Linked DNA regions of Homo sapiens: region 2 is linked to region 1. The links are chromatin loops, found by intact Hi-C in ENCODE. Cell type or tissue: PC-9. All regions are shown on one strand.

What was found. Peaks named below come from ENCODE experiments on the same cell type or tissue, not always from the same donor. Only the 100,000 strongest peaks of a DNase experiment are listed, where the experiment ranks them.
Region 2: it touches region 1 in a loop (14-fold over the local background); 9 of 110 quality-filtered maps call a loop at or near these places.

What each region holds. Positions count from the first base shown.
Region 1 is chr10:52,881,250-52,889,249 of GRCh38, forward strand. No RefSeq gene overlaps it. Among named protein-coding and RNA genes, the nearest start is that of MBL2, 110 kb to the left of the region's middle. RefSeq lists an enhancer at 2,976-3,690. In PC-9, CTCF peaks have their summits at 3,159 and 3,367; a DNase peak (open chromatin) is centred at 2,882; H3K4me3 peaks cover 579 bases; H3K27ac peaks cover 430 bases; H3K27me3 peaks cover 655 bases.
Region 2 is chr10:53,206,265-53,214,264 of GRCh38, forward strand. No RefSeq gene overlaps it. Among named protein-coding and RNA genes, the nearest start is that of LINC02672, 180 kb to the left of the region's middle. In PC-9, CTCF peaks have their summits at 3,879 (motif pointing right) and 4,078; no DNase peak of the experiment used is centred here.

The sequences.
Region 1 (8,000 bases):
GCACTTGAGACTCAAGAAAGTTTTCAGTAGAAGAAAGACATCTCCCAATCTTGGGTTTCTCTTTTGGAAACGCTTCATGAATCCTCACTTTGATTTTTATTCCCCTTTAAATGCCTTGGCCTGGGAGAAAGCATTCACAATTTGGACTCTTCACATGTCCCCCACTTCAGTTCATCCTGCCTTTGTAAAATTCTGCCTGTACCACGCCTGTAGTAGTTGGCATTATTCCCATAACTGATCACATTTAGCCCTGTTCATCTTTGGGTTTTTGGGTATGAGAACAGTCTGAGTTCCTAGAAGGCAGGGGCTATGTCTCCATTTCCTTGTCGCTAGGGTGGAAGACATTTCCTGGCTCATACTTTGCGCTGAGGAAGCGTTGAATGAATGAACAAATGGGTACAGGCAGTGTTTGACTATAAAGGGGACTTTGGAAATCAATTAGATTCATTGGATGTGGGCCCTGGAAGGCAACTTCAAATTCCCTGGTGGTAGAGAATCTTAAAATGTAAAATGAACAATTCTGGCCTTCAGCAAATCTCAGAGACCTAATTGTCTAGATATAATTAATTCCAAGGCATCCTGGTGAGGTAATGGCATGTGCATGCGAGGGCATCTTTTTTGAGCCAAAAATTTCTTCTAACGTGTCATGGGACAGTCCTCAGAAAGACTGAGGAGAAGGTGCTAAAAATTGTCATGCTTACTTTGATTTGTAGTGTCCTTGGGTTGTTTTGTCTTTGACCACTTACAAACTGATCTCACTGGGCAAACTGAGTCAGAGCAGCTTTTTAGATGTGTTAATACAATTTGTTTGTTTTTGAGGAAGAGGCTTAAGTATTCAGAACTAGAGGAAAGATAGAGATGGTTAGAGTTGGAAGGAGTTTAAATGAGTCCAGAAATAAATTAACAAAACAAGGCAAAACAATGGAACAGAAGAGAAGTTATGTTCAGCCACTGACCCCTATTTCCTCTCTAATTGCTTATCAGCTTTAGCGAAGCCCTTTTGTACTCAAGGAAGCCCCTTGGTACTCTCACAGTCCTTTCTTTTTCTCAGTGAGATCTCGCCCTCAGAAAACTGCTTGTAAATTTCTATAATGCTAAAGTGTAACTGACTATGTGTTGCAAGGGCAAATACAAATTATAAGTAAGATTCTTAATTCTCCCTGTTGAAAATAAAGAGACTTCCCTCCCTTTTCCTAGACCACTTACTTTAGAAAACTTATACTGTATGTATAAGTTCTTTCTCTTTTTGAAATGTATGTAAATCTTTTTAAAAGCAAAATAAGCCACTTGGCAAAATAGTCTTTCTCAAGGACCTAGGAACCGTGTCTTTCAAATGTAATCAATGAAGGTAGGTAGCACCATATCTCCCAGTTTCCGTGGGAGGGTAGGAACCCAACTTTGGTGAGCACCTTAATTCAAGTTACAAAACTATCTTCTTCCATAAAGATATGAGAAGCTTATTTTTTCTTTTGTACAAATCAATTAATTAACACAGGTAGATACCACAATTACCAGGGGATTTTAAGATGAACTATGTGTGAAAAATGGTGCCGTCAAGTCCTCTTACTTGAGGACTAGTTATTTTTTACCTTGAGGGCACGTGTAGAATGGGTTTATCGGCTTGGCTATATCAAAGCGTAAGATTTCATTCTGTCTTTGCAAATTCTTAGCAGACTATTTGTGATACGCATCACATTCTGGTTTAATGCTTATTCAATAACAAAATTGTTTTCTTCCTCTTCTAAGTTTGTGAAGAAGTTTTTTGGGTTGGGATGAGATTTTGTTTTTAATTATATTTTCCAATATAATATACTTTAGGTTCAGAGACATTTGTATTTTAACTGGTGCCAAACCTTTAAGATTAAAACACTGAATTGCTATAAACTTCCAAGAACCAGTGAACTAAAATGGGAGGTTTATCAGGAAGTCTGGGAAGAGACATGTGTTAAAGAAAAACTTAAAGCAAGTTAAATTTAACAGAGTTTATTTGAGCAATGAAAAGGCTCTAAAACAGGCAGCACTTCAGATGGAAGATGGTTCAGAATGGTGAGCTGTATTTATAAAAAGAAAGAGACAGGAAATTACTTATTACAGAGATTACCTGATTGTTGCAATTCTGCATTTGCCTTATTTGTGAGGAATTTGGCAACGTTCAACCTGGGATTGGCTACTATGGATTGAGACTCCATTGCTTGGTTACAAAGGCATACTCTTAGGTTAGGTTAGAACTTGCTTTCACGCCAAGCTGTGCTGCAGTTCACTACATAGAGAGAAACTTTGGCCCAAATTTTATTAACCAAATATGGAAGGTGCTTTGAGCTAAACTTAAATAAGTTTAACATATGATTCAGGGCCAGGTGTGGTGGCTCACGCCTGTAATCCAAGCACTTTGGGAAGCCAAGAGTTCGAGACCAGCCTGGCCAACATGGCAAATCCCCATCTCTACTAAAAACACAAAAATTAGCTGGGCATTGTGAAGGGGGCCTGGCTAAGGCAGGAGAATCGCTTGAACCCAAGAGGCAGAGGTTGCAGTGAGCTGAGATAGTGCCACTGCACTCCAGCCTGGGCAACACAGTGAGACTCCATCTCAAAATATATGTAAATAAATATAAATATAAATATAAATATATATATGATTCAGGAATACCTGAAGTTCTACACATTAACCAGTCTCTTGGGAGTGAGGAGCACTTTTCTTGGAAGGAAATAGCTGCCCTCCAGTATTTGGTAACAGTCTGCACAGGTTTGTAGCCTAGGAGCAATAGGCGATACCATATAGCGTAGGTTATGTAGTAGGGTCCTTCATCTTTGTTTGTGTAAGTACACTCTGTAATGTTTGCACAAGGATAAAATCGCCTACGGACGAATTCCTGGGGATGCGTCATCAAGCGAGGCATAGCTGTGGTTTCTTACCTGCTTTCTCTGTGGCTTCCACCTTCCATCCGTAAGGCTACTTTCCACAGAGTACACAGAGTCATCTTTTTAATATGCCGAATTACATAATTCTATGCTAAACCCTCCGAAGATTTCCCATTCCTCTTAGTACGTCAGTGACGGTAGATATTGAGACCACCCGATGGAAGAAGAGCGCGTAGGATGTGTTCTGTGACCTACATGCCTATGTCCAAGATAACAAAGGTCAGTACAAATGGGAGTAGAAGGTTGTCATTTCACCTGTTATCCCCTAGATGGTAGTGTGGAACCGCGCAAACTTCTACCTCCGTTGTGATTTCTATGGGGCATTGATGGTGCAGTTATTTTAAGTTGAATCTTCAGGCAGCCTGAACTAAAATCGACAGGAGTTCCTACTTTTTTTCTTTCTTTCCTTTTCCCGCTCCCTTTCTCCTTTTTCAAGAGTGCTAATTGTAGCTTCGAAAACGTGCGCGCGCGCACATACACACGCATCCCAAATGGCAAAATTCTCAAGGTGCTAGATTCTCTCAGAAAAGCACGTCTGCTGTTCCTGAATGTAGACTAAACAGGGTTTCACGTCCAGGAGATGGGGGCTTAGGGAGGGGATCTTCCAGGGAAAGCATTCGAGCTCCCTGGAGCCACGACTCCCTTTAGTGGCTTGTGTCTGCAGTTGAGGGCTGCCTGGCAGACGCCCGGACATTTGGGAAAACAGTCCAAGGTCTTGCAAATTTCATCCAAATTCATCACTGTTACAAAATGCTGCTGTTTTCTTTCTTTTTCCTTTTTTTTTTTTTTTTTTTTTGAGACGGAGTCTCGCTCTGTGGCCCGGGCTGGAGTGCAGTGGCGCGATCTGGGCTCACTGCAACCTCCGCCTCCCGGGTTCAAGCGATTCTCCTGCCTCAGCCTCCCGAGTAGCTGGGACTACAGGCGCCCGCCACCACGCTCGGCTAACTTTTTGTATTTTAGTAGAGACGGGGTTTCACCGTGTTGCCCAGGCTGGTCGCGAACTCCTGAGCTCAGGCAATCCGCCCGCCTCGGCCTCCCAAAGTGCTGGGATTACAGGCGTGAGCCACCGCGCCCGGCTTCCTTCTTTCTTCTGAGGGTGAACTTCTCTAAATGTAGAAACATTCAGAGAATAGGTGGTCACAGGAGAGCAGGTTTGCGCTGGCAGTGAGGGTGGGGTGGCTGGTTCAGAGAACAGAACACACCGGAGCTGTTGATCATTTCCCAGGGAATGGGAATGGAAACAGAGTCACAGGAGCTCCTAGTTGCTGTCGTTTCTTTCAATCAGTGGTTTTTGTGGAGGCAAGAGGCTCCATTGAGCTTCCCGTGGGCATTAGGCTACATAATTTGCAGGTCCTAGAGAAAAATGAAAGTGCTAAGCAAAACAAAAACAAAAAACAAAAACAAAACAAAAAAAAAACAACAAAAAAAAGAATTTTAATACTGGGACTGCAGAGCATTAAACCAGATTGGTCCTCCCAAGGACAGGACCCTATGTGACCACCGCTCTGTTCACACCCATAAAGCCCGTAAAGCTCTGCCACCGGGCATCCACCTTTCCCCCATATTCAGTGCGATATGCTTGTATTTAGCCTTGTCTGTATCTCACTTTCTTAAGCTTTAGGGAGCATTGATTGTGGTATCTTGGACCTACAGGAGAGGTTTTCTCAACAACCTGTGAAAGGAGCTGCTCGCTTTGTAGAAACCATGCTCCTAACCCCTCTTTTTATTCATGTTAATTTAATGTCTGCCTTGATATTGTTCAAAGGAGCTTCCTCAAAATTGGGTGTTTCTGAAGCCTAGGAACAGACGCCTTCTGTTTTGTTCTGAAACAGGCTTCTAAGGAGGAGAATCCTCGATTTGGAAGGGCCCAGGTGAGGCCATGGTTGAACTCAGACCCAAGAAGAGAGAGGCTTTTTATCTGCCTAAAAGCAATCTTGTTTTGGTGACAATGTGTGGGTGGGTGTTTGGCTCTTTTTTAATGCAAGGAAAAGATGTTAAGTTTCAAAAGTAATTTTTGTTTTTCTTGGTCCAAAGTTTTCCTTCTTCCTTTTGGACAACATTCACTTAACTTTCTGCCATAAGTTAATTCAATTATTCTTTGACTACAAATGGATAAGCATGAATTTCATTGATGTGATCAATTTTTAGTAATTACACCACCTTCACATGTGAGATTTCACTAGTCCTTACAGCATCCATGTAAATAGACCTTCTCATTGCCATTTTCCAGAGGAAAAATGGCGGTTCAAAAGCATCAAGTGAATGACTCCAAGATCACACAGCTAGGATAAGGTGGGGGACTTACTCAGGTCCATGCAGACCCCCTTATTCCATATTCATGCCTGCTCCACCATACCATGGTGCCATTTCCAGAAATAATTTCTTGGTATAGGGATATCAAAGTTCGACTGTTAATCCTTACAAATTAGAGTCTGTACTTTTGTAGCCAAAAAATGGTTTTATGGTATATTAAAATAAAATTTAGTCAGCATTGCTTTCCTCTTGAAAACAGACTGTGAATTCCCAAAAGATAGGAATAGTTTTGGCTTCATTTTTAGAACAGTTTCCTACACAGGAGCCCACCTTGAATAATCCAAAAACATGCTCACTGCACCTTCCTTCATCAGCCAAAATCCATTAAGTAATATACAGAAAGCTTAAGTCCAGCATCATTTATTTGTATTTCAGAGATCTAGCTTCAATAAGTAAGATGATCTGTAAAATATCTAACATATAAGAGACCTTCGGTTCATCTGTCCCTTCGTCAATGTTTCACAATTGACAAATATTAACTCACCTCACATCATGTCTCCAAAGTGTTAGAGACGACAGTAAACAACACAGACGTCACTGGGCTCATGCAGCTTACATTCTAGTGAGGAAGACAGAGGATAAACCATTGTTAAATGTATACATCAGAAAGTTATAATGAGGACAATGAAGAAAAAGAAGAGACAGTAAGAACACACAGGCAGATGAGAGTTGAGTGCCATTTCAGTGAGGGTGTTTCTACTGCGATAACATTTGGGTAAAGACTTCAATGAACTTGGAGAATAATAAGTAAATATTAGTCATAATAACTTCTTTTCAAGAGCATAACACCTTATAACTTTTGATGGTGACCTTTCTTCCCAAACGTTTATTAAGACCAATACCAATGTTTGCTCTGTTACTAGTCTAGTATCATATAAAGTTGCTATAAAGCATCCAAAACCTCTCTTTGTTCAAATGCAGATTTTCCTGGCATATCAGCATCCCCCTTGTAGGCCCCTTGCCTCCTGCTGGCAAGCCAGCTGACAAACTCCAAATGCTGACTCTTGGCTTCCTTCAATTTGTCCTCCACACCTGTGGCCTGGGTCCTTCCTCGTGTGGTCATGTGGTTCCATGTTTTGTGTCTCAGACGCAGAAACTTTTTGGAGAGAAATAAGCACAGTGCATATGTAGACATTTTGATTCTCCCCAGCTAGAGAAAAATATACGCATCGGATAGTTAGAAATTTGGAAACTGATTCAGATTACAATGAAAACATTAAAAGTCTCTTTACAGAAGATAGATATTTGCCAACTTTAAATCAAAAAATCATAGTATTATGAGAATTATAATTGCAGGGCAAGCATTTAATTTAATTCAGCCCTGAAGTTCTGCTTTCTAGGATGCACTTAAAACTGTCAGGGGAAGTCTGTTTTAAGACAAATTAAAGGGAGGTGAATTTGCACCTGTGTTTTAAAAGAAAGAAATTAAACTCATGGATTTGGAACCTAAAATGTTAAATAGAGAGAGCAAGGTGGGAGCAAGTAGACAGGAGGAGCTAAGTGACAATGCAGGGAGGGATCTTGGAGTTTGAATAATGTGACCAGCTTTAGAGACCACCAAGTTCAACTACAAGTGGAGCCCTCAGTGAGCAGCCTCAACGGATTGTTTGTATTAACAGGTTAACTTCATTGTCTTTTTCCCACGTGATTGATTTTGATCTAGCTTTTTGTCTTCACACTATATTTGATCTTAAATCCCCCCAGTCTATTTCAGTTTATTGCTTCTCCGTTTCTCTGTGCTGCACTGGAGGTAATTTTCTCATCTGTCTTTCAAATAACAGATTATCTCTTTTGAATTGTCTCACTTACTGTTTGACGATTTTATGAACAGTTTTTCATCTCTAGAAGTTCCCTTCGTTCTTTTCGAAGTTTACTTGTCCTTTTTTCATAACATTCTGCCTATCTTTTGTCCCTTCCTCTCTCTTCAGACATGTTCGGCATGTTTAGTATTATTGATATTTCTTTGGGTGTGAAGTCTCTCCTAGGTTGCATTGCCCAGTCAGTTCTCACACTGGTAGGTTTCTTCCAGTGCTGTCTGTTTTATGCCCACCTTCAGTGGGAGTTGTCTTCTTTCACCACCCCCTTTGGACAGGATTTCAATACTGACTTATTATTATCATTATTATTTTGAGACGGAGTCTCGCTGTGTCACCCAGGCAGTGGCGCGATCTCCGCTCATTGCAGGTTCCGCCTCCTGGGTTCACGCCATTCTCCTGCCTCAGCCTCCGGAGTAGCTGGGACTACAGGCACCGCCACTACGCCCAGCTAACTTGTTCTGTATTTTTAGTAGAGACGGGGTTTCACCGTGTTAGCCAGGATGGTCTCGATCTCCTGACCTCGTGATCCGCTCGCCTCAGCCTCCCAAAGTGCTGGGAGTACAGGCTTGAGCCACTGCGCCCAGCCAATACTGACATTTTTTATACCAGCTTCTCCTCTTGGATTTTCATACCACTTGAATACACAGAATGTGGGTCTCACACTTAAAAACAGGGCAGGCTTGGGGTTCTGCATGCATAATAATCACTGTTATTTACCTGAAGCTCAAGAGGGGAGTCAATTTTCTTTTCTTTTTTTTTTTTTTTTTTTTTTTTTGAGATGGAGTCTCGCTGTGTCGCCCAGGCTGGAGTGCAGTGGCGCGATCTCGGCTCACTGCAAGCTCCGCCTCCCAGGTTCACACCATTCTCCTGCCTCAGCCTCTCGGGTAGCTGGGACTACAGGCGAGGGGAGTCAATTTCCAAGGTAAGCCCTGGAGCAAGTGGGGAGAGGTT
Region 2 (8,000 bases), 330 kb after region 1:
CCAACCCATAAGAACAGCTACCTAAACTCTGCCTAGGAAAGTCCACCGTGGTGGGGCTGTGCAAGGCCTTGGGCGCCCACCCCTCATACAGGGATGCTAGACATAGAGTCAAAGGAGATTATTTTAGAACTCTAAGATTTAATGACTGCCCTGTGGGGTTTCAGTCTTGTGTGGGGCCTGTAGCTCCTTCCTTTTGGACACTTCCTCTCTCTTGGAGTGGGCATGTTTACCTAATTCCGGTGCTCCTATTGTATCTTAGAAGTAAATAATTGATTTTTATTTTATGGGCTCAAAGGTGGAAGGAGAGAAGTCTCAGATGAGACTTAAAAGACTTTCGACTTAATGCTGGAATGAGTTAAGACGTTGGGAGACTGTTAGGAAGAGATGATCATATTTTGCAGTGTGAGAAGGATATGAAACTTGGGGGTTCAGGGATGAAGTAATATAGTTTGGATATTTGTCCGCTCCAAATCTCATATTAAAATGCAATTCCCAGTGTTGGAGATGGGGCCTGATGGGACATGCTTCTATCATGGGGGCACATCACTCATGAATGGCTTAGCGCCACGTCCTTGGTGAAGAGTGAGTTCACACAAGGTCTGGTTGTCTAAAAGTGCTCTCGCTCTTGCCATGTGAGATACATGCTCCTCCTTTGCCTTCTACCATGATTGTAAGCTTCCTGGGGCCTCTCCTGAAGTCGATGCCAGTACTACACTTCTTGTACTGTCTGCAGAACTGTGAGCCAATGAAACTTCTTTTCTTTATAAATTATCCAGCCTCAGGTATTTCAGTACAGCAACACAATAATGGCCCAATTTAGCTAGTAAGACATTATTCCTGAGTTTGTCTGTGAGGGTTTCTGTATCAGGTTAGTATTAATTGGTGAACTGAGCAGAGCGGATGGGCTTCCCAATATGGGTCTGCATCATGCAATTTGTTCAGGGCTAGAATAGAGCAAAAACAAAAATAAAGGAGGAGCGAGTTGTTCTTTCTGCTTGTGCTGACATCATCTTCTTGACTTCAGTGCTTCTGATTCCCAAGCTTTTGGACTCAGATGGATACTTACACAACTGGTCCTCCGATTCTCAGGACTTTGGACTTGGGCTTATTTATACTACCAGCTTATTGGTTTTCTAGCTTGCAGATGGGAAATTGTGGGACTTAGTCTCCATAACTTCATCAGCCAATTCACATAATCAATATTCATATGTGTATGTATCTATATCTATATATCTCCTATTGGTTCTGTTTCTCTGGAAAACCCTGACTAATTCAGAGGTATGTAGTACATGGCCAAGGAATATTGGAGGAATTAATTAATAAAAGCCTATATTCATAAATTATAGTAACTACACATGATACAAAGCCATAAGTGTTTTAATTAATGTGATATCATCTTTGAAAAATACAGCTCTCTCTTTTTTTTAGGTAGAGCTTATAATTGTAACATTTACTAGACAAATTTAATTTCCTAATCATTAATCATTTCGTTAATCAATCAAACTTTGTTATTACCGTGAGTGGTTTCTTTTCTCATCTACTTTCTCCAGCTTTCTGGCATTAGGACCATGACTGCAATAGTCACTTTTTTGATCCCCATATTTATGCAAATGCAGTTTTTATTGCTCTCTCATCCCATCTCAATCAGATTTCTTCCACAAGCCCAAATATAATTGGAATCCTTATGAACAATTTAGAAATTCTAAGCTTATACTTGTGAGCGTCTGGCTTTTTCCACACACATCCCAATTTGCTCTGCCTTTGCATAGCTGTCAAATATTTAGACTACCCATGGAAGCATGCTGTAACTGCTTGTTGAGGAAAGAAAGGAGGAGGGTCTGAATTTTTTAAAGGTTTTTATGTAAGGGTTATCTCTATCCAGCCTATCTTCACCCTTTTTTTTTTTTTTCAAATAATACACTTTTTCTCTGTTTTTCTAGAATGAAAATAATAATATATTAAACAGAATATATTGCTATAAACAATAATGTTGGAGAAGGCAGAATACATGGGTTTTGATTTTCCTCTCTACTTATTATTTCTATATGCATTAAGTGTTTCACTTCATCTTTATGGACTTGAGTTATCACTTCTGCAAAATGTTATATTACTTGTCTTAAACAAGAGATGGATACTAGAATGTATCTTGAGTAGCCACTTAGCTCCTGGATCTATAATCTTAGCTCAGCAGAAGGTTGTTGTAGCAAAATAGAGTTACTCCTGAAAACATGAAGTACCAACACTTACATACATTTAGAATTTATACAATCAAATTCTATAAATTTGATTTTATAGAAACATCACTGAAACATCAAAACAGATATTACTTTTCATAGGAGAAGGATCGTAAAGAAAGGGCATTTGTACATGTTTCCACTCTACATCCATCCAGCCCTGTCAGTCCATTCCATAGTTCTCTATTTAATAATGGTTACCATGGAAAATAATATTTTAAAACTTTAACAAAGACATGTATATTAAATTATTCAGTTTTCAGATTTACTTTTTTCCCAAATTACACATTCTCTTGCATAAATAATACATTGAAAACAGCAAGTGAATTTTCAACTATTTTATTCTCTGCTTTTAACAGTGCCTCAAATAATTGTGAAATACAGATCTCAGAGCTAGAGGGGAGTCTCCAGAGACCTGTTCCTTCCAGGTGACTGTTTGATTTAAGCTTGCAGCAGTTCTAACGGATGCCAGTGTCTAATGACTGGTGGCCTCTTGAAAAGTTGTGAGTTGCGGTTTTTATTCCATCCTCTGAAAAATAGTCAATAGATGCAGAATTGAGCAATATTTGTTACTATTTCAAGGAAAAGACCAACTGGAAATGGATTAGAAGAGGATAAAAACGTCAGGCATTTTAACTTTACATTTCACAGCATGGCTTTGGAGAACCAGCAAAGCACAGGATTCATTAGACCTGGATTCAAGTACTGGCTGTGTCAATAATTACCAGTGTGACTTTGAACTTTAATTTCCACCTCCTAATAAATGAGTTGATTGCAATGAATGAAATATAAGTTCCTTTTTTTAATTATAAAGTTAATATATACAAATCACTGTAAAACTTGAAAACAGAAGCATTAAAAATCTAAAATCACTCATAAGAGTACAGCTATTTTTCATGTTATTAAAAATATAATTGTGTGATTTGATTCATATATAGAAAGTATAATTGATTTTTTCACAGGAATTGATTATAATTTAGCTTTTATCTTTTTAAAATTACAAAAGACTGATGAAAATATTTCCATATTTATGTTAGTCCATATATTTTATTATTCAGTAATAGGAAAATATTAGATCAAAGGATACCACTAAATTAGAATAAACATTTGAAAAAATCTTAAATTCTGAGCTAAGATTGTAAGTTTTCGTGAAGATTCAGAAGATATGGAAGGATTGGGCACGACCAATTTATGGCCAAGAAAGCTCTAAATTTAGCCTTTCTGAGGATAATCAACTAGAGTGCTCTGCACAAACTTCACCCTCAGCAAGACCCTATTTTTTAAAAAAAATAAATAAAAATCTAAAGGAGAGAAAAAATCTTAATGGTGAGGTTACAAAAAACTGTATATATTACATTGAGCTTTCAGGCTTGTTTCTCTAAACTGGCTTTTTGTGGTACCTGCAGGCATTTTCAATGATTGTTGTAAATAATTTCTGCTATATCCAATGTCGGGCAAACATTTTGCTGAGGAGCAATTTTGATTGTGTATTTGAGAGACAAAAAACATTGCAACATTTTTGCTCTGGCTGCGTACTTTTCGGTTGAACTTTTAAAGCATCATGTCTGTCAGCGTATACCTTACAGTCTTATTTAACTGTCATATTAGGGAAGGTAAGTGTGCATTCTCCAAATTTGTCACTAGATGGAAGAAGAGAACTTTCATTAGATTCCAGTATAGGCATTTTACTTGCTAAAATTTCAATATAGATAGCATTTAGTTAGATTCCATTAGATAAATGGATTTGGTGAGATTCTATTGTATCTCTTTGAAGCCACTGGCAAATTTTGTTCATCTTCAAAATGTTTAGAACATCTCTCAATGCATGGAGCTACAGAAATTTGTAGAGCCTTCTGTCTATGGTGGCAAGGTTATGCTGAGGAGTGGCCATTGCTGCTGAAACAAGTTTGTCAGTCTGGAGGTCTTGCAGATATACCTGGCCTGAGGACGAGCACACATCACACCATCCGTCTTTGGCCCTGAATCTTCTGAGGGTAGCTCTCTGGCATTCCTCTGAGCAGACTGTAGCTTGATCAGGAGCATAGTAAAACTGGCAACACGCCCTTTTCAAAGATACAGTTTAAATTTTGCAGCGCTATGTGCCTGTAACTTTAAGATTGTAAATTTCTGTTTTTTTTGTAACCTCTAGTCATTTGGTTATTTCATTTTCTTTAAAGCTATTTTTCAGCTGCTCATATCTAGACACCATGATCCTTTCTGTCTTGATGTCCCTCCAATATCTTTGATCAGATTTTAAAAATATTGTCCACGTAATCTAGTTTTTTTAATGAAATGATTTATAGAAATTACCCAGACTGCCATCGCCATATGACTCTAATTTGTTCAAATATGCCCTGCATATACACACATCTTTGTACACCAAGTAGGTTGTAATTATATGTTTGATCAATTTTAGCATAGAATACTTAACAATAAATACTATTATGTGATGTATCTTATGAATTTTCTAACAGATTAAATTCAATACTTTAAAAAATTTGTTTTCTTTTATTTTGTTATTTTATAGTGATCCTAGCACAACATGAGAACTGCAGTCTTGACAAATCTTAAGTTTACATTATTGTTGACTGTAGGGATAATGTTATACAACAGATTGCTAGATATTTTTATATTTATTTATATTTATATTTTATTTTAATTTATATTTATCTTGTTTGACTGAAACTTTATACTCATTTTCTTTGACAATCATGATTCCACATTTTGATTCTATGAATTTGACTAACTTAAATTCTTCATGTAAATGTTGTCATGCAGTACTCGTCTTTCTTTGCATGTGTTTTATCTCACTTAACGTAATGTGTTCCAGGTTCATCCATGCTGTCACACATTGCAGAATTTCTTTCCTTTTAAAGGCAGAATAGTATTTCATTAGTTGTATATATCACATTTTCTTTATCCATCCAGATATCAATGAACAGCTAAATTGTTTCCACATCTCAGCTATTGTGAATAGTGCTTCAGTGAACATTGAAGTGCTAATATCTCTTTGAGATTCTAGTTCCAGGTTTTTTTTTGGATAAGCATCTATAAGTAAGATTGCTGGTTATAGGGTAGTTCTATTTTTAATTTTTTAAGAAACCTCCATGCTGTTTTCCATAGGGGCTTCACAATTTGACATCTGCATTAACAGTGTAAAAGGAATCTAATTTCTCCATATCCTTGCCAATATTTGTTATCTTTTAGGTTTTTTGATACTAACCATCCTAACAGATATGAGGAGATATCTGATTGTAGCTTTTAGTTTTATTTCTCTAAAGATTAGTGATATTGAGCGATTTTTCATATACCTGTTGGTCATTTGTATTTATTCTTTTGTGTGTGTGTGAGACAGAGTCTTATTCTGTCACCCAGGATGAAGTGCAGTAGTGCAATCATAGCTCACTGCAACCTCAACCTCCTGGGCTCAAGTGACTCTCCCAGCTCAGCCTCCAGCTGAGCTGGGACTACAGCCATGTCATGCCTGGCTTTTTTTATTTTTTGTAGAGACGAGGTCTTGCTATGTTGCCCATGCTGGTCTTGAACTCCTGGCCTCAAGCAATCCTCCCGCCTTGGCCTCTCAAAGAGCTGCAATTACAGGCCTGAATCCATGCCCAGCCATGTATGTCGTCTTTGGAAAAATATCCATTCCAGTACTTTGTCCATTTTTAATGACCTAAATTCTGTGGGATTTTTTTAGTGGTTTTGATATTGAGTTATAGAAGTTTCTTATATATTTTGAAAAGTAATCCCATATCTGATATATGGTCGCAAATATGTTCTCTCATTCAATAAGTTTTCCTTTCTCCCTCTTGATTTTTTTTTCTTTGCTGTGAAGAAGCTTTTTAGTTTGATGCAGTCCTCTGTGTCTGTTTTTGCTTCAGGTACTTGGGCTTTTGGTGTTAAATCCATGAAATCATTGCCAAGACTAAGATCATAAAAAATTTCCCCTATGTTTTCTTTAATATGTTTACAGTGTCAGATTTTACACTTAAGTTTCTAATCTATTTTGAGCTAATTTTTTGTGTATGGTGAAAATTTATCCCTGCTCTCTTTTTGTTACCATTTGGATAGAATATATTTTCCCATGTCTTCACTTTTACCCTATGTGTGGTTTTAAATCTACAGTGAGTTTTTTTGTGAACAGTGTATTTGGGTCTTTCTAAAAAGATTTATTCAGCTACATATGTCCTTTGATTGCAGTATTTAGTCTATTGAAATTTCAAGTAATTATTGATAGTGATATAGCTACCATTACCATTTTAACCGTTTAATGAGTCTCTTTTAGTACCTTGTTTCCTTTATTGCTGTCTCCCTTTGTGTGCTGTTGATTGTTTTTTATTAATATGCTTTCATCCCTTTCTTTTTTCTTTTGTGTAACTTGTATAGGACTTTGTTGTGGCTACCTGTGGGTTATATAAAATATCTCATAGTTATAAGAGTCTATTTTAAGCTGATAAGAGCTTAAGTTCAATTGAATACATAGCTCTACATTTTATTTCTCTCTTCCCCCACACATATTTAATGCTATTGTCATCTCAGTTTACACCTATTCTTATTTTGTATGTTTTAATACATTTTTACTTATTATGCTTGTAATACTTTTTAAACTTTTATACTAGAATTAAAAGTGATTTACTTGCCACTATAGTATATAGTATTCTGTATTAATCTACATATTTACCTTTAACAATGAATTTTATATTTTCTTATGTTATTGTGGTGCTATTTAGCATTTTTTCTTTTCAAGTTGAAGAACTTCCTTTAGCATTTCTTGTAAGCAGGTCTAGCAGTTAGGAACTCCCTCAGGTTTTGTTTGATGGAGAAGTTCTTTATATTTTCTTAATTTTTGAAAGACAATTTTATACTCTAGGTTAACGTTTTGGTTTTTTTTTTCCTTTCATCACTTTGAATAAAACATCTCATGTACTCTGGCCAGTGAGTTTTCTGCTAAACATTCTACTGAGAGTTTTATGGAGGTTTATGTGACAGATTGGTTTTCTCTTATTGCTTTAAAAATTCTATATTTTATCTTTTGCCAGTTTGATTTTAGTGTGTCTTCATTTGGATTCATCTCATTTGATGTACTTCGGGATTTGGGATTTGGATATCCGTTGCCTTTCCAGATTTAGGAAGTTTTCAGCTGTTATTTATTTGAATAATCTTTCTTGATTTTTCTTTCTCTCTTATTTTGAGATTCCATGATGCCTTTACTTGTCTGCTTGATTGGTTTCATCATTCTCTTAAAATTTCTCCACCCTTTTTAATTCTTTTATTTTTAATTTTTACTCTCTCTTTTTTTTTTTTTTGAGACGGAGTCTCGCTCTGTCGCCCAGGCTGGAGTGCAGTGGCGGGATCTCGGCTCACTGCAAGCTCCGCCTCCCGGGTTCACGCCATTCTCCTGCCTCAGCCTCCCGAGTAGCTGGGACTACAGGCGCCCGCCACTACGCCCGGCTAATTTTTGTATTTTTTTTTTTTTAGTAGAGACGGGGTTTCACTGTTTTAGCCGGGATGGTCTCGATCTCCTGACCTCATGATCCGCCCGCCTCAGCCTCCCAAAGTGCTGGGATTACAGGCGTGAGCCAACGCGCCCGGCCAATTTTTACTCTCTTAAATGAGTTGTTTGCAGTGAGCTGTCTTTGAGTTTGCTGACCTTTTTTTCTGCCTAATCCAATCTTCTCTTAAATGCCTCTAGTAAATGTTTCGGTTCAGATATTGAATTCTTTGGCCCCATGATTTTAGCTTGGAACTTTTTATATTTTCTAT